Linked DNA regions of Homo sapiens: region 2 is linked to region 1. A link is an interaction called in ENCODE POLR2A ChIA-PET data of the cell type or tissue named here. Cell type or tissue: Caco-2. All regions are shown on one strand. Links, peaks and the distances in the headings refer to the core of each region. The heading gives the core; the rest is flanking DNA.

What was found. Peaks named below come from ENCODE experiments on the same cell type or tissue, not always from the same donor. Only the 100,000 strongest peaks of a DNase experiment are listed, where the experiment ranks them.
Region 2: POLR2A ChIA-PET joins it to region 1 with 10 read pairs; 11 of 35 experiments call an interaction of 5 or more read pairs at or near these places.

Annotation. Positions count from the first base shown.
Region 1 is chr19:44,602,984-44,613,413 of GRCh38, forward strand. No RefSeq gene overlaps it. Among named protein-coding and RNA genes, the nearest start is that of IGSF23, 5.4 kb to the right of the region's middle. In Caco-2, for the core only: a CTCF peak has its summit at 7,735; DNase peaks (open chromatin) are centred at 7,698, 8,948 and 9,038.
Region 2 is chr19:44,661,755-44,671,820 of GRCh38, forward strand. PVR (PVR cell adhesion molecule) reads left to right here. Exons shown (of 8, transcript NM_006505.5): 8 at 1-4,408. The coding sequence ends at 57. It overlaps CEACAM19 (CEA cell adhesion molecule 19), which reads left to right and starts at 9,728. Exons shown (of 8, transcript NM_001127893.3): 1 at 9,728-10,066. In Caco-2, for the core only: no CTCF peak of the experiment used is centred there; no DNase peak of the experiment used is centred there.

The DNA.
Region 1 (10,430 bases), core at 7,521-10,020:
GTCTTGAGATGATAACTTAACTCTTTCAACCAATTGCCAATCAGAAAATCTTTGAATCCATTTATGACCTGTAACCCCTCTGCCCCACTTCAAGTTGTCCCACCTTTCTGGGCTGAATCAGCGTATACCTTACGTGTACTGACTGATGTCTGCCTGTAACTTCTGTCCCCCTAAAATGTACAAAATCAAGCTGTAATCCAACCATCTGGGGCACACATTCTCAGGATTTCCTGAAGCTGTGTCATAGGTCATGGTCCTCACATTTGGCTAAGAATAAATATTTTCAAATATTTTAGAGTTTAGCTTTTTTCATCAACAAATGACATCCTTAGTCCTGGCCAGAAGTCAGAACCAACTGAGAGAGAGAGACAGATCAGCATGTCATCAGTATTTCCTAAGCAATACGCAATATCAGGGAATGTGGCCAAGCTGTGTAGCCCAATGGGTTTGTCATCACCTCCTTTGCTTCCTGTCGCCTCCAATCTAAATATCAACATAGGATGTAAGTTTGGATGCTGGTGATAGATTAAAAATAGCAATGGCTTAAATTCCATAGAAATGAATTTCTCTCTCCTGTAACAGTCCTAGCTGGTATGCAGTTCTGCTTTGTGAGGGTATCATGAGTCTGTGCTCTTCCATCTTGTTCTCTGCTATCCCTATGATGCTGAGCTTGTAAACCAAAAATACAACTCAAAGCCGCCACCTACCACACACCTAAACCATCTGAACGGACTCCCTCCTTGGCCAGGCCACTCCAAATTTAACCTGAAAGACTGGTTCAGCCCATGACGGGTGGGATGGGGGTTGGGGTTGGATGTGCTGAAGCAGGGTTGTTCGTCTTGGGTAATACCCGAGATTCGTTGCCTCAAGCCAATGAAATCAAGGATGTGGACCCACAAGGAGTGAGGTTAGGAGCAGAGGTTTAATAGGTGAAATAAAGAGAAAATTTTGCTGTCTTCTGCAGAGAGAGGGGGGTCCCAAGAGGGTTTTCCGGTCCATGGTGAAGTGCAGGAGGTTTTATAGATGAGTTTGAAAAGGCAGTGTCTGATTTACATAGGGCACAAAATATTGGTCGAACCAGGTGTGCCATTTGTATAGCATGCAAAGAGCTGGTTAGGGTTAGGTGTGCCTTTTGCATAGCTCCTGAAAAAGCTGGCCACCCCACCCCAATCTTTTATTATGCAGATGGGCTGTCTACCTGGCCTGTGCCATGTTGCCTGCTTTTTTTTTACTGTACATGTGGTGACAAAGAAAAGGGAGGATAAAGCCTCCATGTTGAACATACCTGGCCTCCAGGTAGCCCTATTCTATTGGCACAGCTGCCGGCATTCACCCAAGCGAGCCACTACTTTGGTTATCTATGTTTACAGCTCAGTTTTTCAGGATGCTCTTTGTATAAAAGACGTGACTTTGGGGCGGCTTTTTGTTAAAAGGGAAATTCCACCACAGACTCTGTTGCCCTTACTATCTGCCTAAACAATTTCTTTCTAGCTCCTGTATGAGTGCTTCATTATGGCCGCATCCCTTTTGGAGTTCAGGAAAAACAGACCAGCATTTAACATCGACACAGACCTGAAGTCTGATAAGAAACATTTACAATCCATTCTCTCTGAAGGCTGCTACCTGGAGGCTTCATTTGCATCATAAAACTCTGGTCTCCACAACCTCTTATCATAACTCAGACAGTCCTTTCTATTGATAATAACTCTTTCAACCAATTGCCAATAGAAAAATTTTTCAATCGACCTATATGGAAGCCCCTCCCCCACCACTTTCAGTTATCCCACCTTTCTGGACTGAACCGATGTATATCTTAAATGTTTTGATTGATGTCTCGTGTCTCCCTAAAATGTATAAAACAAAGCTACACCCCAAACATCTTGGCCATATGTTTTCAGGGTCACCTGAGGGCTGTGTCATGGGCTATGGTCACTCATATTTAGCTCAGAATAAATCTCTTAAAATATTTTACAGGGCCAGGCACAGTGGCTCATGCCTGTAATCCCAGCACTTTGGGAGGCCAAGGTGGGCAGATCACCTGAGGTCAGGAGTTCGAGACCAGACTGGCCAACATGGTGAAACCCTGTCTCTACTAAAAATACAAAAAACTTAGCTGGGCGTTGTGGTACACCCCTGCAATCCCAGCTACTCGGGAAGCTGAGGCACGAGAATTGCTTGAACCTAGGAGGCGGAGGTTGCAGTGATCCAAGATTGTGCCACTACAGTCCAGCCTGGGTGACAGAGCAAGACTCTGTCTCAAAAAATGTATATATTTTAGAGGGTTTTCATCGACACGCTTGTTCCCAGGGCCCCTAGCGTGTCGCACACTTGTTCCCAGATCCCCCAGCATGTCCCCACTTCCACCTGAAGGTAGGGAAAACAAGAAAGGGAGAACTTTATTGAAGGGCATGACCCAGAAATGGCACACAACTCTTCTGTTCACATACCATTCACCAGAACATGCTCACGTGACTACAGCTGCTGCAAGGAAGGCTGGGAAATTTAGTCTTTATTCCAGGCAACCATTGGCCAAACTTAAACTCCTCTAACTATGAAAGGACTCGTAGATTGGGGAGGCACCACTAGCTTCTCTGCCATATATATTTACAACCCCAATAGTTGCTTCCTCTGCTAAGGCAGGTACATTATCACATAGTAGGAGGAAGCAGACCAAACTGTAGTCGTTCTGGAGACAGGTAAATCCAAAAATGGGAGGAGAGGATCTGAGCCAAGTAAGCTCATTTTCTTCTCCCAGACTCATCAAACTCATAGCAGGGGACAAAAGCCAAAAGTTTTATTCCAACTTCAGATTTCTAACTGGGGCAGTATTAATATTTTAGCTGAGACAAGTTTCTGTTGTATGGGACAGTCCCACCTATTATTGCAGGAGGTTTTGCCCAATAAATGTCACTACTGTTTCATCCTCAGGCATTGTGACAACCAAACTGTAGGAAGATGGGCTGGGCACAGTGGCTCATGCCTATAATCCCGGTGCTTTGGGAGGCTGAGGTGGGAGGATTACTTGAGGCCCTGAGTTCAAAACCAGCCTGAGCAACAAAATGAGATCCCATCTCCACACACACACACAAAATCAAATTGTAGGAAGAGATTTCCAAAACCTCTAGGAGGGGCAGGGGATGCCTTCGACTGGGAAATATAGGGGCATTTGTAACCACACCAGACCAATCTGATTCAACTTTTATGTAACAAAGCTGTAAGTTGTTTTTCAGTTGCCACGGACTCCCAGGTTGAAGGTCCATAACCTAAGCATGCCCAGGTGAACCAAACGTGCAACCTTGACTGAAACCCAAGTACTCAGACTGGGAAGTGAGGATTGAATTAAGAAGTGGACACTGCATGGCGGGATCCAGGATCCAATCACATTGAGCCCTGGCATCACCCCAGGGCACGGTCCAATCAAATCATGCCTCCCCACATCACCTCATTACAAGATCCAATCAGATCATGCCTCCCTGCAAATAATTACAAATGTAGTACGAGAAACACTGAGGTTTGGGAAATGTTCACAATAAGGCAAGATCCAATCAGATCATGCCTCATTACCCTTGGGACTATAAAACCTGTCCCAACCCCTAGCTCAGGGAGATATATTTGAGCCTGACTCCTATCTCCTTGCTTGACAGCCTTGCAATACACTTTTCTGTCTACAAAATCCCAAGGTTGGCTGGGCGCGGTGGCTCACGCCTGTAATCCCAGCACTTTGGGAGGCTGAGGTGAGCAGATCACGAGGTCAGGAGATCGACACCATCCTGGCTAACACGGTGAAACACCATCTCTACTACAAATACAAAAAATTACCTGGGCGTGGTGGCGGGCACCTGTAGTCCCAGCTACTTGGGAGGCTGAGGCAGGAGAATGGCGTGAACCCGGGAGGCGGAGCTTTCAGTGAGCCGAGATCGCGCCATTGCACTCCAGCCTGGGCGACAGAGTGAGACTCCATCAAAAAAAAAAAAAAAAAAAAAAAAATTCCCAAGGCTTTGGTGTGTGGCTTTCCATTGTGTGCAGGCAAACAGACCCAGTTCAGGTCGGTGACATGTCCTTCTCATAGAGATGTGAGAAATGTAGGATTCCCTCACACAGGGCAGGAGAAATGATGACTGATGGTACAGGGACTCAAGGAGCCGGGAGAACAGGTCTTGACCTTGAATGTCAGTAAATTCATTGTCTGAGAATGGGAGGAAGGAAGTGAGACTGGCTCACAAGTTTATGGGTGGGGGCAGGAAATAAAATGTGTTCAGACCCAGTGAGTGAAATTTAACCAGAGGAAGCTGAGCTGGTTCTTGGGTATAATTATGAGTGATCTAGGCTTTGTATATGGCAGTGAAGGCTGGAATGGCTGCTGAGAAAATTGGAACCAGGAACTGACCAACGAGAAATAAACAGATTTCCAGAGATTGCTCAAGGTCTGTTTGAAGCTGGGCACATGGATTTGTGGAATATGATGAGGTTTTTTTTTTTTTAAATAACCCAATCAATCTTTTATTTTTTAATTTATAGTAACCCCCTTTTATTTTTTGCCTTTGTTAAATGCCCAGACATGCCACAGTACCAAGCATTATCAATACCAACTCACATTCCTTTCCTTATTTAAAAAAAAAACTAACTTTCTAACTCATTACAAACACCCCTTCCCCTTTCCTCTCCACTTTCTTTTACGTGCCCACCTTATCTAAAAAAAAACCAAACGTTTAGCCAACCAAAATTAGTTTAAATTGTACGACCCAACCCCAGCCAATGGGGAAAGGGTAAAAGAGCAAGACTTGCATGAAAAATAGACTCTCGTGCCCCTTTGCTCAGGTATGCTCTCATGGCAACTGGCCAAAGAGACACCCACCCCTCTGCACAAAAATAAAATTGCTTTGCTAAAAATCCTTTGTTCAAGTGTTCAATTTCCTTAAAATTTTAAACGTTATTCCTAACAGATTCAAAGTGGTTCCAGGATGGAAGGGCAAGTTCAACCTGTTTGTTCCTTCAACCTGGAATGCACTTCCCCACAGCCCCACACTCTCACCCAACACCGACCTCTCTTCACCTATCACAGAGCCAAACTCAGGATCCCAGGTCCAAATCCCTAAGTCCAAATCCTGATTTTGCCACTTACTTGAGCGTGAACTTGGACAATTTATTTAACCTCCATGAATCTCTGTTTCCTCATGTAAAAAAATGGAAGCAATTTCTACCAGCTAGGGATGTTAGGAGACCCAAATGACTTTAAAAGGTTGTTGCACTTAAGAACACAGCCTCCAGAGCCTGATACCTGGTTCTGCCCAGTTATTCAGCAGCTTCGTGGCCTGGATAAGTCACTTAACCTCTCTGAGCCTCAGTTTCCTTTTCTGCAATAGGAGAACGGCAGCACCTGCCTCACAGCGTTGTTGAAAGGATAAAAGAGCTAAACGATGTAAAGTGTGAAGTTACATAAACGAATATATGTAATGCTAATCTATGCAAAGAGTAGGACTGGGCTCAGAGCCAAGTTCTCCATAAATACTAGCAATTGTCATGACTATTTCCTCCATATGGGCTCCTGCTCTTTCAGTGACACACAAAAAAATTCCACATGGTATGTGGACAGATATGTTTTATTTTCATTTTGTTACTGTCATCTACATTTAAATATAATTAGCATATTCATATATAATTTCGTGGGTGTTATTGTTTAAAAAAATGAGTGAACTTATTTTAGATGAGTCATTTTAAAGAAAAATGTTGAGTAAAGAAAAGTGTAGCCGGAGGCCAGGCACAGTGGCTCACGCCTGTAATCCCAGCACTTCGGGAGGCCGAGGCAGGTGGATCACTTGAGATCAGGAGTTCAAGACCGGCCTGGCCAACATGCTGAAACACTGTCTCTACTAAAAATACAAAAATTAGCTGGACATGGTTGTGGGCGACTGTCATCCCAGCTACTTGGGAGGCTGAGGCAGGAGAATCGCTGGAACCCAGGAGGCAGAGGTTGCAATGAGTTGAGATCACACCATTGCACTCCAGCCTGGGTGATAGAGCGAGACTCTGTCTCAAAAGAAAAAAAAAAGGGTAGCCAAGTGCAGAGGCTCAGGCCTGTAATCCCGGCACTTTGGGAAGCCAAAGCAGGAGGATCACTTGTGCCCAGGAGTTTGAGACCAGCCTGGGCAACATAGGAAGATCCCAACTCTACAAAAAAATTTTTTTAATTAGTCGGTCATGGTGGTGTGTGCTGTAGTCCTAGCTACTCGGGGGGATGAGGCAGGAAGATCACTTGAGCCAAGAGGTCAAGGCTGCAGTGAGCTGTGGTCACACCACCGCACTCCAGCCTGGGCTACAGAAGGAAACCCTGTCTCAAAAAAAAAGAAAAAGAAAAGTGTAGGTGATGTGTGCATATGGAAAGAATTACGAATGTGGTATGAGAAACACTGAGGTTTGAGAAATGTTCACAATAAACAAAGCGGGACATCAGTTAAAGCTGTGAAAAGGATCTTATTCAGTAACCACTGGCAGTAGGGGAAAGAGCTGAGCTCCGTTCAGATTCCTGCAGAGGTGGCTGGGTGTCTAGAAGGCAGAATGAGGGATGGCGAGAGAAGGGCACTGCAAGTAAAAATCATAAAAAGTTGGCTGGCTCATGCCTGTAATCCCAGCACTTTCAGAGGCCAAGGCAGGTGAATCACCTGAGGTTAGAAGTTCGAGACCAGCCTGGCCAACATGGCGAAATCCCGTGTCTACTAAAAACACAAAAACTAGCTGGGCGTGGTGGTGTGCACCTGTAATCCCAACTACTCAGGAGGCTGAGGAAGGAGAATCGCTTGAACCCGGAAGGCAGAGGTTGCAATGAGCCGAGATCATGCCACTGCACTCCAGCTTGGGCAACAGAGCAAGACACCATCTAAAAAAAAAAAATTGTACAGTGTCAATGGGATTCAGCCAGCTGTGTCTGCTAGCTGGCAATTGTCATAGTTAGAATTCTATCCTCCCGCAGAGACTGGGAGATGGAGGTCCTCTCCTTCTGACAATTCTATTTCAAAGGAATGGCTTTCAGATCCTCTAGAAACACCCCTGAGTTGTAGGATATAGATACATATACACCCATGTCTGAAAAAGGAAGGAGTCATAATTGTAGGCCCTTCTTAGTAAATGCTCTGAAAAGGGAAATTAGGGGTATATTGCCAGATATTGGCTAGGTCAGACAGTAAATTCTCCTGGCAAGGTAGAGCTTTCTCGGGTGGTATTTTAACTGGGGGCTGGAGTCATCCTAAGAACACGACCTTATGCTGCTAGATGCCCTGCTAAACTTTGATCATCTCTTTCTTTCTTTTCTTTTTCTCTTTTTTTTTTTTTTTTTTTTTTTTTGAGACAGAGCCTTGCTCTGCTGCCCAGGCTGGAGTACAGTGGCTCAATAATAATTCACTGCAGCCTCGAACTCCTGAGCGCAAGCAATTCTCCCACCTCAGCCTCCCAAGTAGCTAAGACTACAGGCACATGCATGCCACCATGCCCAGCTAATTTTTTTATTTTTTTGTAGAAATGGGGGTCTCATTATGTTTCCCAGGCTGGTCTCAAACACCTGGCCTCAAGCAATCCTCCCACCTCAGCCTCCCTAAGTGCTGGGATTACAGGCATGAGCCACCACACCTGGCCTTGGTCATCTCTTAATGCAGAGGTTTACATGGAGTTCTGCAGTCCTCAGAAACAGTGACCTGCTAAGTTCTCCTCGTCCTGCAGGGGTCCGCTTCACCGTCTCTTCCCCAGAGTCTTCCCTTATCCAGCCTGAGTCTCAGCTAGATTGAGAGTCAGATCCTTTCAAAGCTCTGTTTTTCATCTTTCCTTTCCATTAAAGTTCTTTCTTTTCTTTTTTTTTTTTTGAGACCGAGTTTCACTCCTGTTTCCCAGGCTGGAGTGCAATGGCGTGATCTTGGCTCAGCACAACCTCTGCCTCCTGGGTTCAAGAGGTTCTCCTGCCTCAGCCTCCCGAGTAGCTGGCATGCACCACCACGCCCAGCTAATTTTCTATTTTTAGTAGAGACAGGGTTTCTCCATGTTGGTCAGTCTGGTCCAGAACTCCTGACCTCAAGTGATCCGCCTGCCTCGGCCTCCCAAAGTGCTGGGATTACAGGTGTGAGCCACCGTGCCCGACCTCAATCAAAGTTCTTTTGGGATTTAAAGTAACTGAATCCCAAAACAAACTGACTTCAGGGGAAACAATGAGAATACACAGACCAGCATAGCACACAAGCTGAAGGATCAGTATGGACATCAGGCACAGCTGAATCTAGGTGTTTAAATGATGCCATTAGAAATCTCTCTTTCTGTGCATTGACTATGCTTTCACATGTGTTGGCCTCGTTTTTAGGCAATCTCTCTACTCATGATAGAAAGATGGCCCCCAGCAGCTGCACACTGAGATCTCTTCAGCTCAGCAAACCCGGAAGCAAGAAAAAATGCTTTTAGGCTGGGTGCGGTGTCTCACGCCTATAATCCCACCACTTTGGGAGGCCGAGGCAGGTGGGTCACTGGAGGCCAGGAGTTCAAGACCAGCCTGGGCAACATAGTGAAAGACTGTCTCTACTAAAAATATGAAAAAATTAGCTGGGCATGGTGGCACATGCCTGTAATCCCAGCTAATCCGGAGGCTGAGGCATGAGAATCTCTTAAACCCCAGAGGTGGAAGTTGCAGCGAGCAGAGATCACACCACTGCACTCCAGCTTGAGCAACACAGCAAGACTCTGTCTTTAAATAAATAAATAAAAATTTAAAAACAGAAAAAAGAAAAATTGCTTTATTCCCCAGAGTTCCAATAAAATCCGTAAGAGATTGCTTCTCCTTGGCCTGTTCTGAGTGCCACGCCCAGGTCTCCAAAAATCACTGTTGTCAGGGGATGAAGTGCTCTGATTGGCCAGTCCTGGGCCCCTCACCTCCCTGGAGCCATGAGGAGGCTGGTTTCCAAAAGAGAACTCCAGGTGCTGTTACCTGGATACAAGAGAGTACTGGCTGGGTAGAAACCCCAGAAACCTTACAACATAATGGTTATTAACTGCATCGTAAATATTTACTTTTTCCTACAGTGGTCTCCTGACCTAGCTAATCACTCCAGCAGAGGCCTTCAGACCAACTATAAAAAAGGCACTTTAGCAAATGCTAATAAAGAAATAACTGTGTCACCTGATAATGACTATTATTAGAGACTTATGGGTGAACCTTAGCCCCTGGGTGGAACCTGAACCTCTCTGGGAGGGAAAAGCATGAGCTTCTAAGTCAGAAAGATCTGAGTTCAAGTCTGAACACTCCCATTTCACTCACTTGCTCTTCATTCATTTATTCACTAAAAAGAAAACATGTAGGCTGGCTAGGTGGTTCATGCCTGTAATCCCAGCACTCTGGGAGGCTGAGGCAGGAGGATCACTTGAGCCCAGAAGTTTGAGACCAGCCTGGGTAATATAGTGAAACTCTATTTCTACAAAAAGAAAAAAAATTTAATTGGCTGGGAATGGTAGTGTGAGACTGTAGTCCCAGCTACTCAGGAGACTGAGGCAGGATTATTGCTTGAATCCAAAAGGTTGAAGCTGCAGTGAGCTATGACCGTGCCACTGCACTCCAGCCTGGCTGACAGAGTGAGACCCCGTCTCAAAAACAAAAACATGTATTGAGCACCTGTTATATGCAAGGCACTGTTCTAGTCACTAGGGACATAGCCACAAGCCAGACAACATCCCTGCCCTCCTGGATCTGATATTCAAGTCGGAGAGGTGGGACTAAGGAGGGAGAGACAGATAATACAAGTGGACAAATAAATAAATCATCTAAAATAGCGGTAAATGATGTAAAGAAAACAAAACAGTGTGGCTTGCTAGCAAAGAGGTGGGGAACTGAGTTGCAGCAGGCATTAAGAAAGGCCTTTTTGATAGAGTGATGTGTGTGAATTAAGCCAAAATAATAAGATACAGTCAGCTTTGAGATTACATGAGTAAGGTTCTAAGGAGAGGGAACGGCTCATGCAAAGCCCCTGAGCTGGTGCCTCCAAAAACTGGCAGAAAGCCCCTGTGAACGGTTGTGTGATGGTAGGTGAGTTACTTAGCCCCTGTGCACCACGAGAAAATGGGGATGCTCATATCTACCCCTCGAGGTTGCTATGAGGATTCAAATTAGGCAACCCTGTTACAAGGTTAATGCTGTGTCCGGCATATAGTAGGTGTTCAATAAACACCAGCTATTAGTTTGAGTAATATAATTATTAATTTGAGGAGGAAAGAATGGACCTGGGGAGTGAGAAGGGTGAGGAAAAAGTAGCTAGTGTAGCTTATCCTTCTAGAATCTAAAATTCAGGATATAGTCTGAGCAAGCTCCTGATAACGGGATTCTAAACATGCCTCCAGGACATCCTAGACACCAAATTATAATTAGCATTGACTTCATAGTGACTGCCATTCGTTGAGCGCCTACTACG
Region 2 (10,066 bases), core at 1-2,500, 51 kb after region 1:
GCTGTGAGCAGAGAGAACAGCTCTTCCCAGGATCCACAGACAGAGGGCACAAGGTGACAGCGTCGGGACTGAGAGGGGAGAGAGACTGGAGCTGGCAAGGACGTGGGCCTCCAGAGTTGGACCCGACCCCAATGGATGAAGACCCCCTCCAAAGAGACCAGCCTCCCTCCCTGTGCCAGACCTCAAAACGACGGGGGCAGGTGCAAGTTCATAGGTCTCCAAGACCACCCTCCTTTCATTTGCTAGAAGGACTCACTAGACTCAGGAAAGCTGTTAGGCTCACAGTTACAGTTTATTACAGTAAAAGGACAGAGATTAAGATCAGCAAAGGGAGGAGGTGCACAGCACACGTTCCACGACAGATGAGGCGACGGCTTCCATCTGCCCTCTCCCAGTGGAGCCATATAGGCAGCACCTGATTCTCACAGCAACATGTGACAACATGCAAGAAGTACTGCCAATACTGCCAACCAGAGCAGCTCACTCGAGATCTTTGTGTCCAGAGTTTTTTGTTTGTCTTGAGACAGGGTCTGGCTCTGTTGGCAGACTAGAGTACAGTGGTGAGATCACAGTTCATTGCAGCCTTGACTTCTCAACGCCAAGTCATCCTCCCACCTCAGCCTCCTGAGTAGCTATGACTACAGGTATGTGCCACCACGTCTGGCTAATCTTTTTATTATTTGTAAAGTCGAGGTTTCCCTGTGTTGCCCAGGCTGGTCTTGAACTCTTGGCTCCAAGTGATACTTCTGCCTTGGCCTCCCAAAGTGCTGAATTAAGCAGCTCACCATCCACACGGCTGACCTCATACATCAAGCCAATACCGTGTGGCCCAAGACCCCCACCATAAATCACATCATTAGCATGAACCACCCAGAGTGGCCCAAGACTCCAAGATCAGCTACCAGGCAGGATATTCCAAGGGCTTAGAGATGAATGCCCAGGAGCTGAGGATAAAGGGCCCGATCTTTCTTTGGGCAAGGTTAAGCCTTTACTGCATAGCAGACCACACAGAAGGGTGTGGGCCACCAGAGAATTTTGGTAAAAATTTGGCCTCTGGCCTTGAGCTTCTAAATCTCTGTATCCGTCAGATCTCTGTGGTTACAAGAAACAGCCACTGACCCTGGTCACCAGAGGCTGCAATTCAGGCCGCAAGCAGCTGCCTGGGGGGTGTCCAAGGAGCAGAGAAAACTACTAGATGTGAACTTGAAGAAGGTTGTCAGCTGCAGCCACTTTCTGCCAGCATCTGCAGCCACTTTCTGCCAGCATCTGCAGCCAGCAAGCTGGGACTGGCAGGAAATAACCCACAAAAGAAGCAAATGCAATTTCCAACACAAGGGGGAAGGGATGCAGGGGGAGGCAGCGCTGCAGTTGCTCAGGACACGCTCCTATAGGACCAAGATGGATGCGACCCAAGACCCAGGAGGCCCAGCTGCTCAGTGCAACTGACAAGTTAAAAAGGTCTATGATCTTGAGGGCAGACAGCAGAATTCCTCTTATAAAGAAAACTGTTTGGGAAAATACGTTGAGGGAGAGAAGACCTTGGGCCAAGATGCTAAATGGGAATGCAAAGCTTGAGCTGCTCTGCAAGAGAAAATAAGCAGGACAGAGGATTTGCTCTGGACAGAGATGGAAGAGCCGGGAACAGAGAAGTGTGGGGAAGAGATAGGAACCAGCAGGATGGCAGGGGCAAAGGGCTCAAGGGTGAGGAGGCCAGTGGGACCCCACAGAGTTGGGGAGATAAAGGAACATTGGTTGCTTTGGTGGCACGTAAGCTCCTTGTCTGTCTCCAGCACCCAGAATCTCATTAAAGCTTATTTATTGTACCTCCAGCGGCTGTGTGCAATGGGGTCTTTTGTGGAAATCAAGGAGCAGACAGGTTTCATGTGTACTGTCACCACGTGGGATGGAACCAGAGGCATGGAAGCAAGACGCTAAATGAAGAGGGCCATAAGGGCTGGGATTCCCAGGCACCTTAGGAACAGCTTGTCTTTTTTTTTTTCCTCTCCAAAAAAAATGTTTAAGGGACGGTGTCTCCTGTCACCCAGGCTGGAGTGCAATGGCACGATCATAGCTCATTGCAGCCTCTAACTCCGGGGCTCAAGCAATCCTCCCACCTCAGCCTACCAAGTAGCTGTGACCACAGCTGCCCCTCACCATGCTAAGCTAATTTTTTTAATTAGATAGTACATAAACGTCCCAAAATTAGAAGATAAAAAGACATGAGGGATCCATTCTAATTTGTGTTTGGAGTGTAATGGTCCAGCTCCATTCTTCTGCACATGGATATCCAGTTTTACACAACACTGTGAATGTAATGAATGCCACTGAATCATACACTCAAAAATAGCTAAAATGGCAAATTGTCTGTTATCTCTTTTTAACCACCATTTTTGAAAATTAATTATACCAAAAAACCATTGAATAGTGCACTTTATTTATTTATTTATTTGTTTATTTATTTATTTATTTTAGAAATAAGAGTCTCACTTTGTTGCCCAGGCTGGAGTGCAGTGGCGTGATCATGGCTCATTGCAGCCTCGACCTGCTGGGCTCGGGCTATCCTTCCATCTCAGCCTCCCGAGTAGCTGGGACTATAGGTGGGCGCCACCCCACCTGGCTAAATCTCTTTTTAACTTTTGTAGAGATAGGCATCTCGCTATGTTGCCTAGGCTGGGCTGGAACTCCTGGGCTCAAGTGCTCCTCCTGCCTTGGCCTCCCAAAGCGCTAGGATTACAGATGTGAGCCACCGCGCCCACCCTGAACCTTACTTTTTTTGCTCAGTTTCTGGTAATTCAGAGAATGCCTCCTGAGTTGTTCTACACCCACCTCATATTCCATGGGAGGGCTGTACAGGGCTTTTTTAACGAGGCCTCTAAGGACAGGCATTTGTATCCTTTCCAGCCTTTCACTATTACAATGTTGTAGTGAATAACTTTACACACTGTCATTTATTTTACTTTTTTTTTTTTTTATTTTAGAGAAAGGAATCTTGCCATCTTGCCCAGGCTGGTCTCAAATTCCTGGGCCCAAACAATCCTCCCGCCTTGGCCTCCTAAAGTACTGGGATTTATAGGCATAAGCCACCGTGCCTGGCCAATGCACACTGTCATTTAGCTCATGTTAACACCTGAGTGTAGGACACACTCCTGGAGGTGGAATTGCTGGGCCAAAGAGTATGTTTCTTGTCATTGTGATAGATATTGACAAATGAACCCTCACAGAAGTTGTGCTGAGTTCTGTTCCCACCAGCGACGTAGGCGATGACCTTTTTCTGGAGGGAGGGGGCATCCTTGGAGTCCACAGAGCCAGGAATGGAGAGTGGGCCCAGAATTTTGGTATAGGTGTTGTATAAACTTATAGTAAGGTTAAGAAAACCGCAACTATCCTTATCAGAGACTTGGCGGGGGGCAGGGTATGATGGAGATCATAAGGAGGCTAAAACACTCCACACCCTCCCTCTGCATTGCTCCTGCACGGGAGTCGGGAATCTTTTCAGGTTGATACGATCTCACCTTGAGGAGCTGTGAGGTCCCAGAAGCCTCTGGGTTGCAGATTGCTTGGGGTGAAAATGTCTGTGCTACTGAAATCTAACTTTTTACAAAAAATTACGGGCTGGGCGCAGTGGCTCACGCCTGTAATCCCAGCACTTTGGGAGGCTGCAGCGGGTGGATCACTTGAGGTAAGGAGTTCAAGACCAGACCATAGTGAAACCGTGTCTCTACAAAAAAAATTAGCCAGGTGTGGTGGTGCATGCTTGTAATCCCAGCTACTCAGAAGGCTGAGGTGGGAGAATCCCTTGAACCCGGGAAGTGGAGGCTGGAGTAAACCATGATCGAGTTACTGCACTCCAGCCTGGGTGACAAGAGTGAGACTCTGTCTCCAAAAAAAAAAAAAAAAAAAAAAAAACTGGATTGCCTGGCTCTACTCCGGGCACAGCATGCAGGCCCAGTTCTGCTGCTCTGCTGTTTGTTCTGCTTTCCTCCACATATTGGCATCACCCTCTGGTGCCAAGATGGCTGCTGCATTCCAGGCATCACATCCAGACTCAGACCCAGAGAAGCTGCCCATCCCTACCTGGGTGAGCCTTTGTAGGAACGAGAAACCGCATCCAGCAGCAGAAACCTCACCCAGCAGCGTCTTTTCCGGTCTCATTCACCAGCGCCGCCCACCGCTCAACCAATCCCTGGCCAAAAGAATGGGACCGCCTGGAAGGCTGGACCAAACAGGACCTGCCCTCTGGGGCTGGGGAGAGGCCCAGATGAAGGCTGCAGGACAGGATGGACTCCTAGACCTCTGTTACCAGCAGTGACTACCTCTGTCTGGGTGGTTGGAACATGTTTGAATTTTATTCTAAGTACTGTCTACAAGTTCTGCAATAAACCTTGACTCTTCTTTTAATAATGCAAAAGGAATCGAAGTGATTGTTTGAAAGGGAGAGGAAGAAAGAGAGAGGGAGGGAGGGAAGAATGGAGGGAGGCAGGGAAGGAGACAGAGAGAGTAGAATCCAGCCACCGGAAAATCCAGAATAGCTGGCTTTGCTTAATCCATGCCTGGAAATAACTGCTGGGTTTGCAACAACTTCTCTCCCGGAGACAGACCAAGGAAACTACAAAACTGCAGGAAGGATTGAAGGGCCGGGCACAGTGGCTCACGCCTGTAATCCCAACACTTTGGGAGGCCGAGGTGGATTGGATCACCTGAGATCAGGAGTTCGAGACCAGCCTGGCCAACATGGTGAAACCTCGTCTCTGCTAGAAATACAAAAATAAGCCGGGCGTGGTGGCGTGCGCCTATAGTCCCAGCTACTCGGGAGGCTGAGGCAAGAGAATCGCTTGAACCTGGGAGGTGGAGGTTGCAGTGAGCTGAGATCGTGCCACTGCACTCCAGCTTGGGCGACAGAGTGAGAATCTGTCAGGTGGATTCTGAGGGTACTCTGACCCCACGAACCCAGCATGAAATCTTCCAGGCATTAAGGAACATTGAGGATGTGGAGGATTGGAAATCCCTCCAGGGAAAATACACTTCTCTTGAGCAGGGTCACGAGGGGTGGGGGCAATGTGGGAGGTGGGGCAAATCCAAAGACAAGGTCAACAGCAATAATAATAATAACAATGACAGGCATTTGTTGCTTGTTGGCTGGGCCTCTTGCATACAGTTCTCCCAACATCCCTGTGAGGTGGTGATGCTTATCCCCATTCTCCAGGGGAGGAGGCTGAGGCCCAGAGAGGTGAAGTCGTGTGCCACAAAATACCCCAGCCATATGGTGGTAGAACCAAGTTTTCAGCCAGACTCACCAGCTCACAGCAGAGCTGCCCTGGACTCTACAGCCATTCAGTGTATAGCTGGGCCACTCCATCATTCAAGGCAGTTCAACGTCAAGATTCCTGATTTGCCTCAACCTGGGGCCTCTAGAAGATACCATCACCCCCAACAAGCTGAAGACGTGTGTCCGGAACACTCAGACACACACAAAGTGCTATGGATACACCACACCCCGACCTAGCTGTCTCTTCCTGATGGACCTCACTGGGTAGAAATGCCTGGCACCGCCTGCCTCAGATCCCTAGGTCAGCTCTCACTCCCCAATAGAAGTTTCTGAGATGATGATGAAAACGTTCTCCATCTGTGCTGTCCAATGGAGTAGCCACTGATCACTTGAGGCTAGTGAGCACTTGAAGGTGGCTAGTTTGAGGAACTGCATTTTTTAATGCATTTAATTTTAGTTACTTTGAATATATATACACATATATACATTTATATATACATATTCATACACATACATTTTACATATATTTTATATGTATATGTAATATATATATAAATTATATATGTATATATTTTTATATATAAATATATATTATATATTTATAAATATATAAATATATAATATATATTATATAGATATATAAATATAAATATATATTATATATATAAATATATAATATATATTATATAAATATATATAAATTATATATTTATATATATAATATATAAATTATATAAATTATATATATTTATATATAATATATAAATATATATAAATTATATAATTTATATATTATATATAAATTATATATTTTATATATAATATATACAATATATATAAATTATATATAATATATAAATATATATAAATTATATATAATATATAAAATATATATAAATTATATATAATATATAAAATATATATAAATTATATAAATCTATATAAATATATACTATATTATAAATATAGTATATATTTATATAGATTTATATTATTTATATAGTATATATTATATATTTATATGTTTATGTATATATAAATATATAATATATAAATATATTTATATATTATATATTTATATAATATTTTATATAATATGTTATATATTTTTATATAATATATTATATATATTTATATGCTATATTATATAGTATATTATATATAATATATTTTATATATTATATATATATTTATATAATATTTATATATTATATTTATATAATATGTTTATATATTATTATATTTATATAATATGTTTATATATTATTATATTTATATAATATGTTTATATATTATTATATTTATATAATATGTTTATAATATATATAATATATTTATATAATATGTTTATATATTATATATATAATATATTTATATAATATGTTTATATATTATATATATAATATATTTATATATTATTATATATATTTTATAATATATAATATATATAATATAATATATATATTATATATATTATATATATTATATATTAGTTATAATATAAATATATAATATATGTATATAATTATATAATTATATACATATTATATATGTATATAATTATATAATTATATACACATATTATATATGTATATAATTATATAATTATATACACATATTATATATGTATATAATTATATAATTATATACATATATTATATATTATAATATATTATATATTATATTATATATTATAATATGTATATATAAATATAATATATAATATAATATAATATAATATATATAATATAATATATAATTATATATAATATATATTATATATAAAATAATATATATATATTCAGTTTTTTTTTTTGGAGATGGAGTCTTGCTCTGTTGCCCAGGCCGGAGTGCAGTGGCACAATCTTGGCTCACTATAACCTCCACCTCCCAGGTTCAAGTGATTCTCCTGCCTCAGCCTCCCGAGTAGCTGGGATTACAGGCATGCGCCACCACGGCCAGCTAATGTTTGCATTTTTAGTAGAGACAGGGTTTCATCATGTTGCCCGGGCTGGTCTTGAACTCCTGACCTCAAGTGATCTGCCTGCCTCTGCCTCCCAAAGTGCTAGGACTACAGGCATGAGCCACCACGCCTGGCCTATTCAGTATATTTTTTTGAGACATGGTCTCACTCTGTCACCCAGGCTGGAGTGCAGTGTCATGATCAAAGTTCACTGCAGCCTTGACCTCCCAGGTTCAACAATCCTCCTGCCTCAGCCTTCTGAGTAACTGGAACTATAGTTGAAAGCCACCAAGCCTACCTAATTTTTTAAATTTGTTTTGTGTAAAGTTGGGGTCCTACTATGTTGCCCAGCCTGGTCTCCAATTCCTAGGCTCAAGCAATCTTCCCACCTCAGCCTCTCAGAGGGGTAGGATTACAAGTGTGGGTCACCTGTGCCTCCCTAAATTTATATTTAAATAGCCACATATGACTAATAGCTATGATATTAAACAGCATAACACTAGACCCTCCATTATCCAAGCTCTGTTGATCCAACCAACAGAGCACATTTGATCTCTCCTACCTCCCAGCCTCACACACACAGGCCCCACACCCTCCTTCCTGGCTCCACTCACCCAAGATATTGCAACCTCCTCAATACACCTTGATGACTATCTCAGCCTCCACATCCTTGCATTGCTATTTATGCTGCCTGGTGCACCTCATGCTGCCTCACCCCATCATCTGCCTCATTTCTACTCTTACTCCAGGTCTCAGCTCAGATGCCCCCTCCCCCAGGAAGCCCTCCCTAGCCGTCAGGTTGAATGAGGTGTGTCTCCTTGGGCTCTCCCAGACTCCTGGGCTCCTCCATCCCAGCCCTGATCACTCTGGATCATAATTGTGTGAGAGGGGTCTGCCCCCCCAAACCCTACAGGATTGTGTGCCCTACTGTGGACAGAGGGCAGAGCAGAGGTGGTCTCAATCATCACTGTGTCACCAACATCACCCAGCACACACAACTGGGCACTGGGAATGTGTGCTGGAATGAATGGAGGATGCTTTTTAAAAACTAGGCTAAGCCAGGTATGGTGAGTCACATCTGTAATCCCAGTACTTTGGGAGGCTAAGGTGGGAGGATCACTTGAGCCCAGGAGTTCAACACCAGCCTGGGGCAACATAGTGAGATCCCATCTCTACAAAACATATAAAAATTGACCAGGGATGGTAGCACACAACTGTGGTCCCAGCTACTCAGGAGGCTGAGACGGGAGGATTGCTTGAGCCCAGGAGTTGGAGGCTGCAGTGAGCAATGATCATGCAACTATACTCCAGCCTGGGCAACAGAGCGAGACCCTGTCTTAAAAAAAAAAAAAAAGAATAACACACTTGGAATAAACATGATCCAAAAAAGTACAAAACATACACTCTGGGGCTGGGTGCAGTGGCTCATGCCTATACTCCTAGTACTTTGGGAGGCCGAGGCAGGAGGATCATCTGAGGTCAGGAGTTTGAGACCAGCCTGGCCAACATGGCAAAACCCCATCTCTACTAAAAATACAAAAATTAGCCAGGCATGGTGACGCATGCCTGTAATCCCAGCTACTCAGAAGGCTGAGGCAGAAGAATCACTTGAACCTGGGAGGCGGAGGTTGCAGTAAACTGAGATTGTGCCACTGTACTCCAGCCTGGGTGACACAGCATCTAAAAAAGAAACCAATCCAAAAACTACAAAATATTCTTGCAATTATAGGTGACATATTTAAATGGTAAGACAACCAATGTTCATGAATGGAAAGACAGAGCAAGACCCTGTCTCAAGAAAAAAAAAAAAAAAAAAAAAAAAAAAAAACAGGCTGAGCGCGGTGGCTCACACCTGTAATCCCAGCACTTTGGGAGGCCAAGGTGGGCAGATCACCTGAGGTCAGGAGTTCAAGACCAGCCTGACCAACATGGAGAAACCCTGTCTCTACTAAAACTACAAAAGTAGCCGGGCGTGGTGGCGCATGCCTGCATTTCCAGCTACTCCCTGAGGTGGGAGGATCGCTTGAACCCAGGTGGCAGAGGTTGCGGTGAACTGAGATTGCGCCATTGCACTCCAGCCTGGGCAACAAGAGCGAAACTCCATCTCAAAAGAAAAAAAAAGAAAAACACGAGGCTAAGAGCTTTTTTTTTTTTTTGAGACGAAGTCTCGCTCTGTCACCCAGGCTGGAATGCAGTGGCGCGATCTCGGCTCCCTGCAACCCCTGCCTCCCAAGTTCAAGTGATTCTCCTGCCTCAGCCTCTCCAGTTGCTGGGATTACAGGTGCCCACCACCACGCCTGACTAACTTTTGTATTTTTAGTAGAGACAGGGTTTCACCATGTTGGCCAGGCTGGTCTCAAATTCCTCACCTCGTGATCTACCCACCTTGGCCTCCCAAAATGCTGGGATTACAGGCGTGAGCCACCGCACCCAGCCTGCCTCAGAGCCTTCAAGTGAGTCAGCCACAGGTGAAATCCCACCTCTGTCTATTGGCAGACTTGCCTCTTTTCCTGGGCCTCTGTTTCCACATCTGTGCAATGGGAACAGTTATTTATGGTGGCTGCTGAATGAGGCAGTGTGTGTTTGAACAAACCCAGGGGAATTGTTCAAACAGAGGCTGTTATGACTATTGCTACAGTGACTGCTGTTGTAGTCACGCTGAGTGAGAAAAAGAGGTTGAAGAGGGTCAGGGGAGGAGTCCTGGGAAGTTCCCCAGTCACCCTGAAAAACTGGTTCAACCTCTGTCTGTGCTCCCATCCCAGGGAGTATAGGTGGAGCCTCCAGAGCCCATGGACAGGGCATGCTGGGGCTGGGCCAGCCCCAGCGGTGTCTCTAAG